Regions from separate parts of the Homo sapiens genome. Here region 1 is linked to region 2. A link is a contact called in ENCODE Hi-C or POLR2A ChIA-PET data. All regions are on one chromosome and are shown on one strand. The core of a region is the stretch at or near the end of the contact, and the rest is flanking DNA. Distances in the headings are between cores, read along the strand shown. Region 1 holds the start of PCDHGA11 (protocadherin gamma subfamily A, 11). Region 2 holds the start of PCDHB2 (protocadherin beta 2).

Region 1 (2,713 bases), core at 214-2,713, 330 kb before region 2:
CCCTGGTCTGTGGCTGTCAACGTTATATTGTAGCTCTGGACCAACTCCCTGTCCAGCACTCTGCTTGTTATCAATTTGTAATAATTTCCATAAGTCTTTTCTAATTTAAAAGGCAGGTGGTTAGGAATAAAACAGGAGACTTGACCATTTTCTCCAGAATCTTGATCTTGCACATTTAGAAGAGCAATCACTGTACCTGGAGGAGAGTTTTCCAGAATTGAATTAATAGAAGAGGTGATAGTTATTTCTGGAGCGTTATCATTCACATCCACAACAGTGATCAACATCGTCGTGGTGGTAAAGAGACCTCCACCATCTTGGCCTTGAATTTCCATCTCATAGAATCTATATTTTTCAAAATCCAGAGACCCCCGTACTTGAACTTCTCCAGTTTGTGAATCCAATTGGAATATTTCAGAAGCCTTGCTTTCCATGTTCCGAAATGAATACATTACTTCCCCGTTGATTCCCTCGTCTGGATCCGTTGCATTAACCATCAGCACCCGAGTTCCGGAGCTGATGTTTTCTGGAACACTCACGCGATATACGGACTGTGTAAACATTGGGATGTGATCATTTACATCGAGGACCACCACACGAATGGGAACTGCGCCCTTTCGGATGGGATCGCCTCCATCTAAAGCTGTGAGGAGGAGCAGGTGAGCAGCCTCTTTCTCTCGGTCCAGGCTTCCCTCCAGTACTAGCTCTGGATTCTTGGCCCCATCCGTTCTGCCCCGCAGTTGCAAGGAAAAGTAATTATTAGGGCTGAGCTGGTAGCTCTGGAGGGAGTTCACGCCCACATCTGGATCCCTAGCATTAGGAAGAGCAAATCGCGCCCCAGGAATTGCGTGCTCACTGACTTTTATCTCCACTTCGTCCTCCTGGAAGCTGGGGGCGTTATCATTAATATCTATTATTTCCACCTCCACTCCGTAAATCTTCAAGGTGTCTTCCACGAGAAGTTCCATATTTAAAAAACAGGAGGACACCGTCTCACAGAGCTCCTCCCGGTCTATCCTGCCTGCCGTGATCAAGCTGCCGCTTCGCGGATTCACAGCGAAAAGCTGTGTCTTCCCTCTGGAGACGATGCGGACTCCGCGCTTCGCCAGCTCCCGGGGCTCCAGCCCCAGGTCCTTGGAGATATTGCCCACGAAGGAGCCCTTTTCGGTCTCTTCTGGCACCGAATATCGGATCTGCCTGGCCCGGAACCCCCGCAGCGTCCCCAGGAAAATGCACAGCAGCAGCAGCAGCCGACTGCGGTCCCCGCGCTGTAGCCGATTCGCCATGGCAGGCTCTAAGCCGATATTCCGCGGTTTCTCGAGCTGGTTGGTTGTGAATCGGCTTATGTATCTATGAAGTCCTAGGCCGACTACATCCAAAATATATCAGAAAGCGAAGGAAAATACTTCTAAGTCTCCAGTGTCAGGATCTGTGAGTATCCATCTCATTCCGCTTTGTGTGGTAGAGGCGGGGGAGGGAGGGACTCAATGGCGCGCAGCTTCCCATTCCCTGATTGGTGAGCAGCGGCGCCTAGAGCCCATTCTTATTATTGCAACGACTAAGAAATTCCAGAAGAAATGATTACGCTCACCTTTGTGAATCACACGTATTTGTAGAGCTTAAAAACGATGATACACAATACTTACATTATGTGACGTTAAAACTTTACCAAGAACACCTGCGAAAGGAGTAATTATTAAAAGGGCTTGCTTAATTTTTAAAAAGTTTTCAAAATATTACTGGAGCTGAAAACTTGTAGGTTGTAGTTGGTTCCAATTGATTTTAACCGACTGAAAGGAACGACATTTCTGGAAGTGGAAATAATACGGTCCCGATAAAATCATCAGGTAGGATGCCTAACTATAATTCTTACAAGGTTCCTTTATTGAGTAAATGAAGATGAAATACTTGAGAAAAATTGAGTAGCATCAGGGTTTCAATTAAAATACCATGCCGTAAAAATATACCTGTATTTTATATTTTTAACCGAAAGGTATTTTACTTCATAAAAATGTCACCGGAGATTACCCATGTAGTTTGCTTTAAAATGTCTTTGAATAGTAGGAAGACTGAGGCATTTAATTTAAACTTTTGTTTTAATAATGATAACCATAAATTTGACCTATATTTTGCGAACTCTATGAAGAAGTTATCTAGAATCTTAAAATAATACCACTATATTGGAATATATTGGCATATTGTAATATAAAAAGGATTAAATACATTTTTAAATACTTACCTGTTTAAGAATCTTCTTATCTGCTTCAACGCTGGGAGTTAAAATGCTAGCCAGTAGCATGCTATCTTTGTTGAGGTTATCTTGTGTGGCTGGACAATGATCAACAGATGTGAAAAAATTAAATTCTGGATTCATTTGATCCCCAGGCACACAAAAATTATAGGCATAGGGCAACGTTCCCTCACTGTAGTTGGGGGGACCCACAGGTCCGGACTTGGAGCAGAGAACTGACTCAAAGCAGTCTCCTGCAGTAGGGCTGAAAGACTGTCGCAGGCGTAGAGCAATAGCTAGAATCACCGCGAGGAGAAAGAGCACAGAAATCAAGGCCAAGGCCACCACCAGGTAAAACTGCATCTCAGCCTGGGAGTCAGAGGGTGTGGGATGGTCGCTGAAATCCGGCAGTACCTCTTGCAAGCTATCTGCGAACACCAGGTGCAGCGTGGCAGTGGCTGAAAGGGGTGGCTGTCCTCCATC
Region 2 (4,332 bases), core at 362-2,861:
CTGTGGCGCTGACGCTGCCGATGTGCAGGGCGGGGCTGTTGTTCTCGCGGACGAACAGGGTGTAGGAGGTTTGGGTGAAGGCGGGGGCGTTGTCATTGACGTCGGAGACCAGCACGGTTATGTTGTGCTCGGTTTTCAGCCTGGGTGTCCCGAAGTCGGTGACGGTGATGGTGATGTTGTATTCGGATCTGGTCTCCCGGTCCAGGGCCGTGCTTATCACCAGAGTGTAAAAGTTCTCAACAGAAGGTTTCAAGAAAAAAGGAAGATCATCTTGGATGGAGCACACCATCCTTCCGTTGTCTCCGGAGTCAGGATCTGAAACGCTGAATACAGCAATGAGGGTGTCCTGCAAGTTTTCTGGGATCTGATTGATAAGTGTCGACATAGTTAGTTCCGGAGGATTGTCATTCAAATCCATCACTTGGACAAATACCACACAAGTTCCAGATAGGCCCCCACCATCTGTCGCCTGAATATTTACTGTGTATGTCTGGATGGATTCGAAATCCAGTTTCTGTCTTAAAAGCAGTTCTCCCGATTTTGCACTTAATCGAAACGTTTTGCGAATGTCTTCAGATGCTTGGGAAAATGCATAAGATATTTCTCCATTAGTTCCAATGTCTAAATCCCTGGCAGAGACGATGGCAACCTGGGATCCAACGGGGCTGTCCTCCGGGATCTGCACCTCATAGAGCAGCTTTGCAAACTCTGGGACGTTGTCATTGATGTCCACAACTTCAATCCGTACCAGGGCCGTGCCGGACCTGGGTGGACTCCCGCCATCTAGCGCTGTGAGGGTTAACCTGATCTCAGGCTGCTCCTCGCGATCCAGGGCTCTGTTCAGCACCAGCTGTGGTAATATTATGCCATCGAGACTGTCTTGTAAATTAAGATGAAAGTGGAAATTGGGACTGATTGTGTAATTTTGGAGACTGTTGGTTCCTACATCCAAGTCCTGGGCACGTTCTATTAAGAAAGTAGTTCCAGGAGTGATACTTTCTGGAATTTTCAAAAGTATTTCTTTGTCTAGGAAAACTGGGGAATGATCATTTACGTCCCTAATCCGTAGCTCCGCCTGAAAAAACTGCAAGGGATTTTCTAGTAACACCTGGAAAGGTAGGACACAGGGCTCTGTGGGGCCGCACAGCTCCTCCCGGTCCAATTTCTCATTTAACAACAAATCCCCGGTCTGCCTATCGAACTGCAAATGCATTTTTTTTCCTTTGGAAACGACCCTGGCCCCCCTCACAGCAAGTTCTCCTATCTCCAGCCCCAGGTCTTTTAACAAATTGGCCACAAAGGAGCCACTCTCCGTTTCCTCGGCCACTGAATAGTGCCTAGGCTGGCAACTAGCCTGAGCTATGCCCAGCAAAACAAAGAATATCAGGACTTGCCTTTGTTTCGGAACGCGCTCCTTCCCCTCTCCGGCCTCCATTGCTTTCTGGTCTCTCACCAAACGTGCTCCAGCTCTGGCTCACGTTGTCGCTAACTCTATCTCCCCGTATCTCGCTGATACTGGGATGAGTGGACAATCCTAGGGCCCGGATTTCCCGGAGCGACCGCCTTAGAAAGCCTCCTCTTCCTGCTTGCTGCTTCTTTAGCTGAGTATCTGGGTAAGGGAGCGTCGGCTGGGTGCTTTGTTTCTGCTACTTCTAAGGCTGCAGCGCCACCCCGCGTCTCTTCCGAGTATTTATTTTCTCCTAAACTTTAAGAAAATCCCAGTGCTTTCTTTCAGGCTGATGGCAATCGAAATTGAGTATTTTCAAGTAGTGTCTCTCAGTGTACCGAAGTCTTATTGGCGTTTCGAAAGGCTCTTCATTGCACCCATAGAGACAGGGCAAGAATAAATAAATCTTCACTTCCCTCACAAATCCAAGCTTTTTTTTTTTTTCAAACTGGAAAAAATAAATTTCAGAACCTGGAAGGGAGTGATCTCAGTCCTAGCATGCTTCGGAAAGAAGGCTTAGACTAAGAAAGTTCTATTTTTATTCAGAGTTTGGGCATGTGTGCAACTCAGTGGTGGTTAGATTACCATCATCACACTCAAACCCAGCTGAAAAACAGAGACCCAGGAAAAGCACAGAATCCAAATAAGAGTATTTTAATGGGCACTGAAATAGTCTCCTTACTCATATTTCTTTCTTTGCACTGCTCCCACTTCACATTTTCCTGAACTTTGATGTGTCTGAGCCTCATGAAACTCTCCAAGAGCAGCCAGATATTTCCTTATTGTAAATGTATCAATATTATTTTCCTTTCTAATGCCTAGGAGAACTTTCAACATAACCTCAATTCAATTACCACATCTAGCAAAGAGCAATTTCATAATATTAAATAGCCAGTAAATATTCCAGTTTCCCCAATTATCTTTAAAAATGTCTTTTCAGTGATGGTTTCTTCAATCTGCTTCCAAACAGGGTATATATGTCATTGTTTGTTGTTAGGTTTTTTAATTTTGTCTTTTTGTTTCTTTTTTAATGTTAATATAAAGAAGTTATCAAGCCACAGAATGACATGAAGGAAACTTAAATGCATATTTCTCAGTGAAAGAATCCAGTCTGAAAAGGCAATGATACTGTATAATTCAAATTACATGATACTCTGAAAAAGGCCAAATTATAGAGACATTTAAAAGACAAGTGATAGCTAGGAAGAAGAGGGAGGGGGATGAAGAGGTTAAACATGGGGTACTTTACGATACTACAATGGTAGATACATGACATTATGCCGTTGTCAAAATCCACAGAACTATACAACACAAAGAGTGAACACTAAACTATGAAATTTAGTTAATAATTTACCAGTATTGGCTCATCAATTGTAACAAATGTACCACAGTAATGCAAGATTTTGATAACAGGGAAACTTTGAGTGGGAGAAAATCGGTATGTGAGGGGAACTGTTTGTACTATTTGCTCAATTTTCTGTAAACTCTAAGGCTGCTTTAAAAAATAATTTTACTTTGGGAGGCCGAGGCAGGCAGATCACGAGGTCAAGAGATCAAGACCATCCTGGCCAACCTGGTGAAACCCCATCTCTACTAAAAATACAAAAAAAATGAGCCAGGCATGGTGATGGGTGCCTGTAATCCCAGCTACTTGGGAGGGTGAGGCAGGAGAATCACTTGAACCCGGGAGGCGGAGATTGCAGTGAGCTGAGATCATGCCATTGCACTCCAAGCCTGGTGACAAAGCGAGACTCCATCTCAAAATAATAATAATAATAATAAATATTAGGATGTGTCTCTAAAAGATCCATTGGGTTAAAAAATTGGGGGATGAAGAAAAAAATTAAATATATAGAACAGTTAAAAGAACTATACATAAACTACAACTCTAACCTCCATCCAAACTTAACAATTGTTTATATTTTACCATATTTGTTCTATCTTATTCTGTACACACACCCGCTTTTCTGATGACTTATATGAAAGTAACTTGCAGACATCATATTTCACCTCTAAATATTTCAGCAGGTATCACATAATTATAATATTATCTCATATAATCATAATGGTTCTATCATACCTAAGAAAATTTAAAAAAATTCTACAGTTATCTAAAATCCAGCCCCAATCAAATTTCACTGTCTTTCCATTATCTTTTCCTCAATTTTGATAAGAATTCACACTCACTCAAGTTCCTTTGACAAATGCACTTACTTTTTTAACTATTTGTTATAAGGAATGTCTTAGAAACTTTTTCAACCAACTTTGATAATTGTATTTGGCTATTAGATCTATTTACTCTAGAATACTCCCCCATCTTTAATGACATTAGATTTCTGAAGTGTCCAGACTAGTTGTTTTGTAGGATGTCCTACATTCCAAATTTGATTGTTTCCTCATGGTATCATTTAACCTGTTCTTCTATCCCCTGTATTTTCAGAAAACTGGACTGGATGATTTATTAAATGTAACAATAGCATAATATTTTAAAAAGCTCTCATTTATCATCTTGTAACTGGCTAAAAAAAGGATAATCACAGGTTCCTTTTCTTAACATTTAGAAAACAAATGCCTATCTCTACCTGTTGATATTATTTTTTGCTTTCCATGATTATTACTTTTATATGGATGTTATAATAATTCAAAATATGTTAATTCATTGACATTGAGCATTAAACAAATTCATTGAGGTGAATAACACCCAAGGTCCAAGTCTTTAAAAACAGCTTTTTATATAATCTGCAAAACCTGATTAGGGTCCGAAATAGATGTAGTGAAGATCAGTTATATCATACAGGCAAATTATAACTGGTAGGTTACTCGAAATTTTATATTTAACCAGGTATATGGCTATTTCCTTTGGACAGGTTTTCTGAACTAAAGCA

The links. A loop is a pair of places that touch in the nucleus more often than their neighbours do. ChIA-PET counts read pairs that join two places held with the same protein, here RNA polymerase II (POLR2A). Pooled maps may share reads with other maps.
Region 1: a pooled map shows a loop between it and region 2 (2.2-fold over the local background). The contact joins the promoter of PCDHGA11 here to the promoter of PCDHB2 in region 2. A Hi-C loop is called at or near these places in 2 of 168 maps with a recorded cell type or tissue (MCF 10A and PC-9) and 8 of 50 pooled maps. POLR2A ChIA-PET finds 5 or more read pairs at or near these places in 1 of 52 experiments (WTC11).

The regions. Positions count from the first base shown.
Region 1 is chr5:141,419,801-141,422,513 of GRCh38, reverse strand. It overlaps PCDHGA11 (protocadherin gamma subfamily A, 11), which reads right to left and starts at 1,463. Exons shown (of 4, transcript NM_018914.3): 1 at 1-1,463. The coding sequence starts at 1,286. All of the region lies in intron 1 of PCDHGA1 (protocadherin gamma subfamily A, 1), which reads right to left. The region is part of intron 1 of PCDHGA2 (protocadherin gamma subfamily A, 2); the gene reads right to left. The region is part of intron 1 of PCDHGA3 (protocadherin gamma subfamily A, 3); the gene reads right to left. It also overlaps PCDHGB1, PCDHGA4, PCDHGB2, PCDHGA5, PCDHGB3 and PCDHGA6, and 9 more genes.
Region 2 is chr5:141,091,894-141,096,225 of GRCh38, reverse strand. PCDHB2 (protocadherin beta 2) reads right to left here and starts at 1,611. Exons shown (of 1, transcript NM_018936.4): 1 at 1-1,611. The coding sequence starts at 1,435. It also overlaps PCDHB@.